Regions from separate parts of the Homo sapiens genome. Here region 2 is linked to region 1. The links are chromatin loops, found by intact Hi-C in ENCODE. Cell type or tissue: endothelial cell of umbilical vein. All regions are shown on one strand.

Region 1 (8,000 bases):
ATGATTGACACTAGAATAAGTTGGCTAATTTACCCAACCTCTCACCATAACTTGGTTAGCAACTCTAACCAAGTACAATTCCTAACCATTGTACTTCCCTGTTACACAGACTCTTGAGCACATACCTCACAAACATTTAGTGCTTGTGCATGTATGTTTGCCAGTCATATTACTAATAATAATTAGTACTATTGCAGAAAATATTCATTTTCTTCTTACTGCAATATAACCAAAAATTTAGAATTTTAGTTCAAAAGATATTTATAGTTTTTGTTTTCTTTCTTTCCAAACTTGATGAGCCAGAGATCCAAATCTGATGTCTGTTGCTTCAGACACATAGTTCAGTGTATTCCCCAGTCTCTTTTGCATTAGTTGCGGACTCAATTATAATGAATAGAATCTGGGTTCCACGGCTGGTCTGTAAAAATCTCCCATGTGCTTCTCTATTCTCTTTTCTCTTCCAGTCAGCTGGAATAGCAGCTGTTAGGGTGATCTTAACAGCCATGTATGAAGATGGTATAACTGCTGACAACCTGGATTCTGAAAGACTGTGTAGAGAAGTTGCCTCACTTTTCTGAATGAACAGGTCTATAACAAGCAAGAAATAAAAGTCTGTTGTTTTCAGCTACTGAAATATTGGGGTCTATTTTTTTTTTATTGCAGCATCACATCCTAACTAATATAACAAATTATATTAATTATAATTAGAAAAACTAATTTATTATTCTCAATTGCATATTATCTAATTATTAAGGAATAAGTGAATGAATGAATGAATGTAGCATTTTGGAGTTTAGGTAAGTATTTCTTGAGTTCTTAGTATTTGCTAGAATCTTCCGTGCTGTTGCAAATCCTCACAATCCCTGAAGTAAATAATTGATACAAAGACTCATATAAAACCTATACTTTCCACTACTCCAGGTTATCTCAAATGACAACTTATTTTTCTTCTCTATATGTGAGTAAGTAGAGGAGGAAACACACTGAAGTCAGGTTACTGTGTACCACCTGCCTTTGTTAAAGGATAGGTGGGTTGGTGAATTCCTTTTGGTTCTCATATTCCTGAGCAAAGATTGCAAAGACTTTTGGGTCATTTTCAGGTTATTGCCTTAGGGTTCAGTTATTTTATTTCTTTCTCTGTTAATAGAAAGAATGTCACTTTGCCTTCAGATGTGGCCATGTTTCTTAGAATGTGTTAAATCTAGACTTTTATCCTTAGACAATGATCAAATTTACTTTCTGTTTTTTGACTTTATTTTGGTGTGTGTGTGGCATGTTTGTATGTAAAAGAAAATAGTTTTCTAAATGAAAGTTTTCCCAAGTATCTAAGTCCTATTCGGTATTATATAAACAATTTATTAATGTGAAAAGTGTAATATATTATGTTATTTGTGACATACATATTAACATAGATTTTTTAAATAAAACATTATATTACTTATCTTTTTTAAGAACTGAGGAAATTCATTTCTGTGCTTAGGAAAGCTCTATGTCTTGGAATTGTATGACAGTAATTAATATTAGTCATGATTTATTTGTTTTTTTTTTTTTTAATTTTATTTTAGCTACAGTGTCTTGCTCTGTCACCCAAGCTAGAGTGCAGTGGCACAATTAAAGCTCACTGCAGCCTCCAACTCCTGGGCTCAAGTGATCCTCCCACCTCAGCCTCCCAAATAGCTAGGTCCGTGCCACCATGTATAGCTATTTTTTAAAAAACTAAGTGTAAAGACAGGGTCATGCTATGTTGCTCAGGCTGGTCTCAAACCCCTGATCTCAAGCAATCCTCTGGCCTCAGCTTCCCAAAGCCTTGGGATTACAGAAGTGAGCCACCGTGTCTGACCAATAATTTCTTTTGTAGCAGCTGAAAAATAGCGAAGTGGCTCTTTGAAGAAACATGGTAGAACACGAGTCTGCTCTTAATCGAAACTGAAATGTTGGGACCATGGTGACAAAATCTGGGCTCTGCCCAATTTGGACATAATTTGGAGTTGATTTAAGCTTGTCATATGCAAACAGATTTTTTGTTTTAATTTCAAGTTGACAACTACAGATGCTTTTAGCACTATTTGTGCCATAAAAAGAAAAAACTCATTTTTTTCTTTCTTACCCCAAGTGAACATAGATATTTATTGGAAATTTGGAACTGAGAAACAGTATTCTTCAAGGCATAATCTAAACCCACTTAGCAAAACATGTGAAATCTCTTACAGCATGTAAAAGTTTTCTTTATGTACAAAGCACTGGAGAGTTTTAAACAACACCTGCATTCATGGCCTGGACTGTTATTCTCTTATTTTTGCCTTACTGTGGACTTAAAGTTCTCATCCATAAATCATTTTTATGAAATGAATAAACGACTTCTTTCATTGATGAACTACAAACTGACTGCACTGGTTACATTATAGCTAAGAGTAACATATTGATAGAGTTCTGCAAAAAAGAAATGAATGAGGCTTTTTGCCTGAGAGGAGCGAAAGTCAAATTGGATTTGGAATGATAACAAAGAGCAAAACTCAGGCTCAGTAAAGTTTAAGCCTATTGACATTTTATTAATAGTTATTTTTAAAGGCCACTAATGAATTTTTGTAGGGAATTTTAGACAGTGGCTGTTTATTAGGGAACTTGAAGCACATGGCTTAAATATTTAATAGCGGTCATCAAAGCCAGAGGAAATGACCTGATGAAAATAGAACTAGAGATGCTAATTTCTACCCAATATTTAATATGAAAATAATTTTATGTTATAGTAATTAACACACCACGTTTTTAATGCTTAGTAAACACCACCATATCCATTGTATATAGTGAAAGAAATAGAGACTGGATCTACAGAATAAAGTAAAATGTAGAGTCATGTATGCATTAAAAGCCAAATAATTTAAAGTCCCCGAATACATTTCTATGCAGAAAAATATGGTTAAGAAATTTTTATCATGTAGATATATGACACTGAAGTTAAATAAATAATCAGAATTTATATGTCTTAAAGAACCTAATCATTTTCAAAAGGGATCAATTATTTGGTCAAATTGTATGTTTGATGCCATGCCAAACATCTGGATTAATGGTTGAAAATTTAAATGAGGTACTTATACTGAACCGTTTTTCTGACACATCTGGCAGAATGTATATTGATGCTAATGTCTTATATCATTTTCTTATTTTAAATTAAACCATGCCTTCAATGTGAAATAGATTCAAGGTAATTTTCAAACCTAAGTTATACTGCATTGCCTATTATCCAATAATTTAATATAGAATCTGTGAAATAATGAAGTGATTCCAGAAATTTCAGAAGATCATGCAATCCCTTTGAATGCACAATTAAAACGTATACACTAATCATGAGCTCTATATTGTTGAAATCTGTAAATAACAAAAACAACAAACTTCTAAAATTGAAGACTTTACCTACATAACATTATTTGTAAGTTTAACATTTAAGATAGTACGGTCCTGACTACAGAGCCACAGAGCATTTGTTAATTTTTTCCACTTTTACACACTTTATTTTCTAATAAATATAAAATATTGAGATCCCATGATCAACATCAAAATCATTTACAAAATTTCCTTTTGTACATAAACACTTCCTATTGTACCTCCTAATTCCACCCTGGAGATCCCTAACATCATTCTTTGATTGTTGACTTTCCACTGTTTGCATATCTTTGTGCTTTCCAAGCCACCCCAGCTGCAGTGAGCAGGCTTTGCTCATAAAGCCTTTCCCTCAGAGATAAGACCTGCCTTCATGTAATCTTAGCACATCCCTTCATTTCCTCTTGTGCTTGAGTCCCTTTAAATGCAGCTTTTCCGGTTTTAAAAGTGCCATAAACATCTTCCTAGCTCATTACAGACCATTATCATACTTTCTTTTTGCTTATATGCTAGATAGAGAAATCCACTGCTATGCCACAATGGAATAAAATCATTTTGGAGCATCAGGAAGTGTAGATGCCTTAAATATCACACTGGATACCTTCCAAAAGCAAATCACAGTGCAAAATTATGGTGATCAAACCTCACATTGGCATCTGTCAGCTATCTCACTATTAACTGGATTTCTAATTAGGAAAATATTGGAAATAGAATGAGAAGTTGGGCATATTTTCAAAGACAGCAGAAACGTTTAGTGAAGAAAACATAAAGCTGAAGCCTGATCTTGAGGAAGGAATTGGTTGTTTTTTGGGGGGTGGTGGGGTAGGTGGTGGTAACCTGTGAAGTCCTCATGATCTGATCCTAGCCTTCTTTTTAATTCTTTCCCATCTACATTACCTGAAAGCAAAGTTTTCCCAAGACTTCATGCTTTCGTGGATTCCCTCTCTTTCTGCTTTCCTTCTTCCCTTCCTTCTTCCCTGTTCCAGGAAGAGTTGGATATTTCTTTTTTTTTTTCCCTAGGGAAACTTTTACATAATTGTGGTTAACAATTTCTGCTTCTGAGGAGACAGTCACTTCCTGAGTAGACTACTTCCTGTTGGATGATTCTGATAAACAGTCTTTCAGAAGCAACTCAGAATCCATCCAGTGACTGTTCAGCAGGAAAGCCCTTCACATATTTGAAACTCATTTACATATTCTTCTTTCTGCTCATCTACACCAGAAACAAACTCTCTAGTCCTATAATGCAATCCTTATATAGTCAGGGTCCCCAGGGGATCCTTATTTAGTTAAGACTCTTCTGAATGAATTACTTTGCCAATATACCTTTGAAATGATGGTGCCCAGAGCTAGACCCAAAATTTCAAATATAATCTAATGTTATCTAGACATATGTCACTACTAATGCAAAGGTAGGGAAACATTAGCTTTTCAAGCAGACACTGTAATTTTCTTGAACCTTTTAAACCTGGAATTAACTAAAATGTTTAGACCTTTTTATATGAAAATGCTTTCATGTCAAGTTTTTACCATCAATACACCGCACTTCACATAGTTACTCAAATTGTGTTTTATCAATATGTCACAGGAAAAATGTACTCAAAGTTTTGGGTTTTCTTCACATTTCACCTTTGGGGTCTCTAATGTGAAGAAACAAGGTGCTAAACAACTAAGTTTGGCCCGAGACGGTGGAGAATTAAAGAAACCCTTCTTGTTAAAAAAAAAAAAAAATGAAAAATGTAACATTCGGGTGCAGGTGTTTACGAGATGAAACCAGAAATGTATACATATTTGGACGTACATTCATGAAATATTTCTGAAAGTATGCACAATAACTGGTATACAAATTGACTCAAGGATAAGAATATATCTAAGGAACACGGCGAATGAGAAATTTTCACTCTCTTCTTGTTTGTATCTTTTACATTTTGAACCATGTAAATATATTACCTATTCAAAAAATAATCATGTTTTAAAGAAAGGAATAAATTACTCTCTATATATTTGTGTGTGGTTAGGATTTGTTTTCTGGAAGGAGACACAAAAGTAGTTAAAGATTATTTTGGGTTGGGGGTATTTTGAATTACTTGTTAACTCTATTGTTTAAATCATCTCACAATAAGTATATATTTAAATGCTAGCTGGGATTTTCTGCCACAGGTATTTTCTTCATTAAGATTTTTCTTTAAAAAATATTTTTCAAGATAGTTATAAGAGCAGAAAGATAGCTTAAAAATCAAAACTCAAGGTGACAGTAAATCATTTTAGAAGTAGCAATCATTTTAGGTTGTTCATAAATACCGTTTTAAGAATCAATCATTTATTCCTATACATGATAATTTTTTACTCTGAACTCCTTTCTTTGCAGAGCTTGGTAAACACATGTCTGATGATGTAACTTGGTGTTTTTCTTGTGTTCTTTTTTTCTAATTTATTACTGTTCACCTGTTTTCCATGTTGCTCTATTTAGATTATTTTAAACCAAAGTTAAGCCCTAGGAAATAGCCAGAGAATAGCCCAAAGGCAGTGACTACATCATTTGAGTCTGCCAAATCTCCTAACAGTACTATCACATAGGAGATGATTAATAAATACTTGATGATTTGAAAACATAAAAGAGCAAGTGGCCTGTTGGATCATTCTAAAAGGCATTCTCGGCGTTGATCTCTAGAAGTGGTGTAGCGTGAATTGATGCGAAGCCTTTTCCAAATTCAGGGTTAATTTAGAGATTCAGTAAGGATTTCAATTCTAAGGACTTTTTTTTGTCCATTGGGACAACAAAATTCTCATTAAAATAAATCCTTTCCTCTATTTGTTTTGAAGAAAAATGCATTGCACAGGTGGCATAAGCTTTCTGGAAATGAAGATGAGGAAAGAGGCATAGACACGCATAGTGCTCAGCCAGCAGACGTTACTAAGAAATAATACTAAACCAGTCATCAGAAGACATGCAAGGCCCCATTTATTATGGATTGGGACATTTAGGTTCTTACTTAGGCAAGTAAACTATCCTTCTTAAGACAATTTTTTTCTGTAACAAACAGTTCTATTGTAAAAATAATATTTTGTGATGTCTAAAAAGATACTAGAAGGATTTATGTAGCCATATAATTTCATAATATATTTGTACTTTTAAATGATTTGTTACTCTTAATATGTAAAAACAATTAATACATTTTTAAAATTGTTAAATATAAAATAGATGTTCAAATGCATTGTGCAGAGTACATGAAACTTACATATCTCTAACCAAGCTCCTTTATTGAAAGAGCCACTTAAACCAGACTCCAAATTTCCAATTTGTTCTTTCTCCTCAGAGACACAATGAAGACTTGGTAGAGGTTGCATTCTTTGCTGCAATAAGCAATAAACTCAGCTTTGGGTTATGCATGTATGTGTGTGTATATATACATACATATGTAGTATAAAATCTATATAAATTGTATATAAAATATATACCACTATATATACTACTAGTACATATACTGTATATAGCAAAACTAAAATTATAAAGCAACTGCTTGTAAATAATAATAGCTAATGTTTTGAATTTGTCTTCAAATTTTTCATGAGAAGAAAATTGTAGGTTATAGAGTCTTTTAAAGTTCATCTTTTTGGTATGATGAGAAATACACTCCTCAATAAATTTTTTATTTAAATTCAATGTGACAGATCCCAACTAGTAGTAAATATGACCCATGATGTCTTCTTTGAACTTGATAAAGACAATGTTTTTACTTTTTCATAAAACAACTCCCCAACAATTTTAATCCTTGTATTCTGGCCCACAGTTCCTTGTGATTCCATAGAGTTATACTCATCACCACCTCTCTGGGTTTACTTTTCCAGGAGTCTGGTAAGATTTAACATTAGGCTCAGATATAAGATTTTCCCTAAATATAGTAGCTAATGCAAACAGGCCTGCAGCAATGAATTTGACATAGTGTTCTGGGGTGTTTTAGAAATTTTTGAAAATTTAGAAAATATAGTAAGCAACCTAATTTTCATAGGTTATCTATACTCTGGTTATTCACAAGGAAAATTACCCAATATTTTAAAAGAGAGTTTATTTCCTTTGTATTTTTCTCACTTAACTTGGCAATCTTTCTAAAATTTAATTTTATTTATTTATTTATTTTTGAGACAAGGTCTCACTCTATTGTCCAAGCTGGAGTGCAGTGGTGCAATCACAGCTCACTGCAGCCTCAACCTCCTGGGCTCAGGTGATCCTCACACTTCAGCCTCCCGACTAGCTGGGACTACAGGTATGCACCACCATGCCTGGCTAGTTTTTGTAGTTTTTGTAGAGATGGAGTTTCGTCACATTGCCCAGGCTGGTCTTGAATTCCTGGGCTAAACTAATACACCCACCTCAGCCTCCCAAAATGTTGAGGTTACAAGTGTGAGCCACGGTGCTTGACCAAATTTAATTTTTTTAACTGACAAATAATAATTGTATATATTCATACAGTACATAGTGGTGTTTGGATATACATATAATGTATAGTGATCAGATTAGGGTGATTAGCATAACCATTATCTCAAACATTTATCATTTCTTTGTGTTGGGAACATTCAATATCTTCCTTCTAGTTATTTTAAACTATATTTTATTATTAACT
Region 2 (8,000 bases), 400 kb before region 1:
CCAAACTTTAAATTCTTCATCTGTTAAAATGAAAATACTAATACCTACATCATAGGGTTGCCTTTGAGAGTAGAATTAATTATTATTAATTCTATACAATGGAATTAACTTATAAACTGATTCTTCAACACAGAATATTTTTGGAGCACTCAATATGGTAATTTTCATGTGGATTGGATAGATTAATCATACCCAGAATGGGCAGAAATATTTTGCAATGCTCACAGGGGAGACTGAGAAATCCCAAATCAAATCTAAAAACTTTACAATGGCATGAGATTCCTGCTTGCTCTGTCCCCTTCTCCTGTTGCCTATTGAAATGACTGGGAGAGCTGTTAAGCAAGTGCTTAACTCCTCAGGGATTGATGAGTCAGAGTCAGCAAAGAGGACTCTGCTAAGCCTCTGTGACCCTGAGCCCTCCCTTCTCCCAGGTTATGACTGATTCTTGCCCAGTTTTGCATTATTTCACCATGGAGACAAATGTTCTAAAGAGGGAAGGAGGATTTGCTGGGCTTGTTTATTGCTGTAATAACATCTGTCAGGTGTTAAGCAACTACCTTCTCTCCAGCTGCCCCCTTTCCTCCTGTTCCTTTGAATAAGCCTAGATAGTTACCCCAAATACCATTTCTACTGTAGATAGGAGAGTTGCCTCCAAGATTGGTCCTTGGTTGCCAGCTGTGAAAATACTGCCACATCTCCAGTGACACACTATTGTGCAGTGTTTATAACCTGGGGTTAGGCATCAGACTCAACAAGGTTTCCATCTCAGCTCTAGTTACCAACTTAACTTCTCTTACTTTCAGTTTCTCATCCATAAAATAGGATAATAATAGCTTATATTTGATGAAATTAGAGGAGATTATGGCTTTGTAGTAACCATTTCACGTATGTTAGCTTCTAAGATCATTATTATTAAAAATGTTCTCTGGAGCTTTAAATTTATTTTTGGAACTACTTATTCTGGATTCCAAACAGCCCTGGTAGGAGTATAAACTCTGAAAACTACTGGCTCAGGCTCCTGGCTATCTCCAGATTTATGTACATGCCTCTCTTAGTAGGCAAAGTGTCTGGCCAAACTATTGATTGAATGACTCTGTATCAATTATCTTTTGTTGCAGTTATTATTCCTGATGAGACTGTTGGCTAGCTAGATAGTTTTGGGTTCTGCTTATCTGATCTTTGCTTAGTTCTGCTGAGCTCAACGATGCATCTTATGTCTGCTGTTGGGTCAGTTAGAAACAGGCTGATATAGAATAGTGTCACTCACATGGCTGGCTATCAGTTTGGGTGATATGGAGGATGGGACTGTGTATTTCTTCTCATCCAGCAGGCTAGCCTAGGCTTATTTTCATGCTAGAAATTGGGTTCTGAGACAAGAGAGAGGTAAAGCATGCAAGGTTTCTTGATTGTACCCCATCATATTGCATTCTGTTGGCCAAAGCAAGTCACAAAAGCGAGCCCAGGCATAAGAAGCATGAAAATAGACCTCAACTAGCAAAGGACGGATATGCAAAGGCATATTGCAAAGGGTATGGATACAGGGAGTTGTGAACACATAGGGCCATCAGTTTACCATGTACTCACCGTAAAGTAATCATTAGCCCTGGGCATCAATATTCTTGACTCAATAACTGGAACATAAAACTGAACTATTAATCCACTATATTCCATTCAATGTGTTGAAATTGTTGCCTTCTTTCAGTGTTTCAACAACCATTTTCCCAGTGTAGGTGCAAAGGAAGATGAACATAGTATTCTGAATAGGTCAGAGTTTCTGCTCTTTCCTTCTTTTCCACTCTTCCTTTTCACCCACAATCCTGCCTACTACTGAATGTTCTTTGAACTCAGTGATCTTCTCTATTCTGCAGAGTGTAAATCAAGTGTAGAAATAGGTAGGGCAAAAATATGAGAGTAGAATTTAAACTTCTAGAAGTTCTTTCTTCCACATTTGCTCTTGGAATCACTGCATAGTCAAAGTAATGCACAGTTGTCACTTGCCATTCAGTTTTGAGAAATGAGTCTCTCTTTTTCTTATTTCCCTCTCATGCCTATTGCCAATATTTATTTTTCACCATGGAATGGTTGTTGTGAAATTTTTCCTACACTGAGTACTTTTTAAGTTTTTTTATAGCACATAGACCCACTATGGCTAGCATCTCATGGCTCACTTCCCATTAGACATTTGTGAACATGGTCTTTGGATGGTACTTAAGTTTTCTGGAGTGGCAGCGTAAACAGGAATGGAAATTCAGAACAAAGCATCAGAAGGAAATGCTGTGACGTGGGGCATGATGTTCAAGGACCAGTGAAACAAAGGCAAAAACACACAAAGAGTGACCCTGGAATGATTGATTTCATCAACAAGTATGAACCTCAGAGAATTAAGATTACAAAGTGCCATGAAAAGCCAGAAGTGTGATGCCTTTGTGCACCCAAAGACTTTACAATCTGGTTGTTAAGGCAGATCCTGATAGAAAAATATACAATGATATAAGAAGATCATTAAGGGCAGAATTGAGAGGGGTGGTCTGTAAAGAACAAAGTATTATAAGGATGGCTTGGAGTGGCCGAGAAAGGTTGACAGACTCTGGTAAACTGAAAACCCAGGTTATTTCTGAACTGACTCAGAATGGCTGTGTCACCAAAAAAAGGACAAAGGAGTCAAGGAGACTATGTGTACTTCCTTAATTATTTTTATGGTTTGCTGATTCATAGACTGATTGAGCTGCAGGGTTGGAGGGGACTGTAGCTGTCATCTAGCAAAGCTGCTTTCTTGCCATCCAATGTTGGAAAATATTGGAAGCCTTCTTCCACCGTCCTTTCCTTCAGTCCTTGAGTAGATCAGCAGTGCTTCAAACCTTACTGTATGGAATATTGACTTTCTGTGTCTCTGCTGACACACCCTGAAATGGGTAGAACTTAAGGCTCCTTGGAAGAAGACAGTTCATTTCCTGAGTCAGCACAGACCCATCACCTCAGCCTCAAAGCTCTCATTTTATATCTGAATCAAAGGGTGTCCTAAACATGGAACACAGCCCTTCCCTTCCTTTTTTTCCCCGTCAAAGTGAAAAATGGCTGGGTAGGAGCTCTAATTATGTGGAACATGCTGGACACTCTTTTCATGTCCAAGTAAATTGGTGTAACCACTGTCCTTGAAGCAATGAGGTGATGCTGTGGTAACCACAGAGATGGGCTGGTATGCTCACAGTAGCAACAAAATCTAGTATTTGCACAGTGTTTTATAATTGTAACGAGTATTTACATATATTATTTGAATCTTGTTAAATTCAGTACCCTAGACCTGATAACTATTATTATCATAGGCTCTCATTTTTTGAATCTGTAAACTGAGGCTTAGAGAAGTATAACTTGACTTAAATAAGTTAGTAATCAAAACCTAGAACCGAGATTTTTTTTCTCAACTCTCAATTCAGTGCTATTTTTACTACACTGTGATTATTTTTTCTTAATAGTTCATCCCATGATTTTTATTTGTTTGGTAACTTACTGTCTGTAAAAACTCCCCCAAAATAAATTAATGTCATTGGTCTTCATATTTTTCTTAAGAAAACTGGAAAGACTCCAAAGATTTGTCCCCTGTGATCCATTTTGGAACTTTAAGATGAACAAAATAGATCTATGGGAAGAAAAAAATAATATTTTAAAATTTAAGCAATTTTCTTTCTGTCTACTCTAAAAATATGAGTCTATTGCTTGTTAATGCTGACAACATCCCAGTGAGGTAAGGAGGTCAGGAACACTATTATCTCTCTGTTTTTAAAAGCGGGTACACAGAGAGGAAATAACTTGCCCAAGGACATGGTGACTCAGTCAGAAGAGGAGCCAGGATGAAAACAGCCCTCATTTTTTGACTTTCAATACAACCAAGACCCTGATCCAGATGGGTTACGGGATTATGGCCCTTCACAAATAAGTGCATATTAGTCAGATGTGGAAATAATTATGTCCCTTTCACATTCTGAACAGAAAGTGAACTCTCAAATATATTGGCAAAGGGGAAGCCAAGATTCTCCAAGACTTTTTCTTTCCTTCTTTTTATTTTTAAGTCACAGATGGCTAGTCTGAAAATGAGGGAAAAAAAACAACCTTTCCTTGTCTTTTCTCTTAGGCCTGGCCTCACATAACACCCCCTACCACACCCCTGTGGGAAGAAGGATTACACTTTCCACTATTCCCTAGAGTAGATTTTGTTCTTTTAAAATAAACAAACACTTGAAAACTTTTTTTCTTCTAATATTAGCTTTGGTCTTGAACCAGAATTGATTTGGCATGGAGTAACTAGAAAGGATGAATAGTATTCTCCATGAGCAGTAGAGGAGATTCTCTTTCCACAGAGCCTTTTAGAATCATCATTCAATATGATGAACCCAAAATGAGACTAATTTTGACCAAGAGAAATAATGACATGAGATAACCACTCATCATCCCTGTTGGCTGGGATTACCTAATGATGCCAAGTGGGGTGGCTGCCTACATTCCTATTTTCCCCACACCAGAATGACCATGTACCCTGGGTCTGGTTGTATAATAATAAATTATCCTTTTTTTTTTTAACTCAAGGAAGGATTGCCTTTTTCAATTCACACAAAGATTCTTCACAGTGTCTGGTAGAGGCCCTGATCCAGTCCTTCCTAGTGGCTCTATTCCTCTACTCCCAAATTAAACCTGCTTTCTCATATGCTGGCAAAGTTGGATTACATGGCAGGTTAGTTACTTGCTGAAATGACTCTTTGGTATTTGATCCTTTTTCTGCAACATGTATATAGTTTTCTTACAGATAATGGGTCTATAACTTTATAAGATTATAAAAATAAGATCATATTTGTAGGATAAACATTTAGAATTAGAACCAGTGTGGTGATGGAATCCTCTTTATCTAGTTATCTAGGAAATACAACCTTGGAGAGAAACTATGAATGGGTAAGTGGAGATGTGAACAGCCCTGTTTTGGTCTGCTAAAACTATCATAACAAAATACCACAGCCTGGGTGGCTTAAACAACAGATTTTATTCCTAACGTTTTGAGAGTCTCAGGAGCCCAGGATCAAGATGTTGGCAAAGTAGGTTTTATCCTGAGGCCTCTTCTCTTAGTGGCTGCTTTCTGGCTGTGTACTCACAGAACCTCTTTGTGAGCTTGTGAAGAGGGAGAGAGCTCCTTGGTGTCTCTTATAAGGACACTAATCCTATTGGAACAGGGCTCCACACTTATGACCTCATTTAACCTGAATTACTTCTGTAGAGGCCTCAATTGCCTGAATAGCTGTTTGAAAACATGATATGGTGTTAAATAGTCCTAGAGACTATTCAAATGAAAAGAAAAATTGTTCTACCTCATATTTCAAAAGAAGAGAGCTTGCACAATTTTCAGTGTTAACTCTCCTTTTGTAAAACATTATGAAAATCCTATTTTTCAAATGTTTTCCTGTATTACCTTGGTATGCATTCTGTCAACTTAAAGGGCTTTTTTCCCCTTTCCCATAAAACATAGTATGTGGCAATTTTATCAAGTAGAGACTGCATCTTTTCTGTTTACTTAATTTCTTTTTTAAAAAGACCAACTTATTTAGGTGTAATTGACATATAAATAGCTGTATACATTTAATATATGCATCTTGACGAGTTTGGGGATAAGTATACATCCATAAAACCAGCACCACCATCAAAGCCATAAACACATCCATCACCTCCCAAAGTGTCCTCCTGCCCTCTTTGTTGTTGTTGTTATTGTCTTTCTATAAGAACCCTTAACATATGATCTACTCTCTTAGGAATTTTAAGTATGTAATGCAGTATTGTTAGTGATGGGTGCAATGATGTATAGATCTCCAGAACTTATCTTACACAACTGAAACTTTGTACCTTTTAATTGTTCTTTTCCCATTTCTTCCTCTCCCTATTCACTGACAACTACCATTCTACTCTCTGCTACTGTGAGTTTGACTATTTTAGATTCCACATGTAAGTGAAATCATGCAGTGTTTATCTTTCTGAGTCTGGCTTATTCCATTTAATATAATGTCTTCGGGTTCATCCGTGTTGTGCAAATGGTAGGATTTCCTTATTTTTGAGGCTGAATAGTACTCCATTGTATGTATCTACCATGACTTTTTCATTCATTCATCCATTGATGGACAATTAGGTTGCTTCCATATCTTGGTTATTGTGAATAATGCTGCAATGAACATGGGAATGCAGATGTTTGTCTCTTCAAGATCCTATTTCAACTGTTTTGGATATATACCCAGAAGTGGGATTGCTGGATCATATATTAGTTCTATTTTTAATTTTTTAAGGAACTTCCATACTGTTTTCCATAATGGCTTTATGCATTTACATTCCCATCAACAGTACAGGGTTCCCTTTTCTCCACATCTTTGGCAATACTTACCTTTTATTTATTTACTTCTTTATTTTTATAACAGCCATCCTAGTAGGTGTGAGATGATACCTAGAGATTTCAGTTTGCATTTGTCTGATGATTAGTGATGTTGAGCACATTTATATGTACTTCTTGGCCATTTGGATGTCTTTTTTTGAGAAATTTCTTTTCAAGTTCTTTGCCTATTTTGTAGTCATATTTATTAATGTTTTTCTTTTCAGCTGTATGAATTCCGTATTATTTTAGATATTAATCCCTTATCAGATATATGGTTTGCAAATATTTGCTCCCACTCCATAAGTTGCCTTTTCATTTTGTTGATCATTTCTTTTGCTATCCAGAAGCTTTTTAGTTTGATGTAATACTACTGGTTTATTTTTGCTTTTGTTGTCTGTGCATTTTTTGCTAAAATTAACTTCGAGGAGCTTTTCCTCTATATCTTCTTCTCTAAGTCTTTATTTTGAGTTGATGTGGGTGCTTGGTGTAAGGTAAGAGTTTGTTTGTTTTACATGTAGATACACAGATTTCTATTCAATATTTATTCAAAAGGTTATCTTTCAATCTTGTGGATTTCTGGTGCCCTTGTCAAAAATTAGTTGCAAATGATGGGCAAAGACTTCAAGACTAAAACACCAAAAGAAATTGCAACAAAAGCCAGAATTGACTAATGAGATCTAATTAAGCTAAAGAGCTTTTGCACAGCAAAATAAACTATCATCAGAGCCTACAGAATGGGAGAAAATTTTTGTGATCTACCCATCCGACAAAGGTCTAATTTCCAGAATCTACAAGGAGCTTAAACAAATTTACAAGAAAAAAAAAAAAACCATCAAGAAGTGGGTGAAGGATATGAACAGACACTTTTCAAAAGAAGATATTCATGCAGCCAACAAACATGAACAAAAGCTCATCATCACTGGTCATTAGAGAAATGCAGATCAAAACCACAATGAGATACCACCTCATGCCAATTAGAATGGCAATTACTAAAAAGTCAGGAAACAATAGATGTGAGGCTGTGGAGAAACAGGAACACTTTTACGCTGTTGGTGGGAATGTAAATTAGTTCAATCCTTGTGGAAGACAGTGTGGCAATTCCTCAAGGATCTGGAACCAGAAATACCATTTGATGCAGCAATCCCATTACTGGGTATATACTAGAGGAAAGTAAATCATTCTACTATAAAGACACATGCATATGTATGTTTATTGTAGCACTATTTACAATAGCAAAGACTTGGAACCAACCCAAATGCCCATCAATGATAGACTGGATAAAGAAAATGTGGCACATATATACCATGGAATACTATGCAGCCATAAAAAAGAATGAGTTCATGTCCTTTGCAGGAACATGGATGAAGCTGGAAGCCATCATTCTCAGCAAACTAACACAGGAATAGAAAACCAAATACCACATGTTCTCACTCATAAGTGGGAGTTGAACAATGAGAACACATGGACCCAGGGAGAGGAGCATTACACACTTGGTCCTGTCAGGGGGTGGTGGGTAAGGGGAGGGAGAGCATTAGGACAAACACCTAATGCATGCGGGGCTTAAAACCTAGATGACGGGTTGATAGGTACAGCAAACCATCAT

What was found. Peaks named below come from ENCODE experiments on the same cell type or tissue, not always from the same donor. Only the 100,000 strongest peaks of a DNase experiment are listed, where the experiment ranks them.
Region 2: a loop joins it to region 1, with 2.3 times the contacts of the local background. A loop is called at or near these places in 2 of 110 quality-filtered maps.

What each region holds. Positions count from the first base shown.
Region 1 is chr6:81,610,248-81,618,247 of GRCh38, reverse strand. No RefSeq gene overlaps it. Among named protein-coding and RNA genes, the nearest start is that of TENT5A, 140 kb to the left of the region's middle. In endothelial cell of umbilical vein, no CTCF peak of the experiment used is centred here; DNase peaks (open chromatin) are centred at 3,707 and 4,457; H3K27ac peaks cover 1,765 bases.
Region 2 is chr6:82,009,926-82,017,925 of GRCh38, reverse strand. All of the region lies in intron 3 of LINC02542 (long intergenic non-protein coding RNA 2542), which reads left to right. It overlaps LOC107986617 (a long non-coding RNA gene), which reads right to left and starts at 322. Exons shown (of 4, transcript XR_001744231.2): 1 at 1-322. RefSeq lists an enhancer at 240-534. In endothelial cell of umbilical vein, no CTCF peak of the experiment used is centred here; a DNase peak (open chromatin) is centred at 3,865; H3K27ac peaks cover 3,287 bases.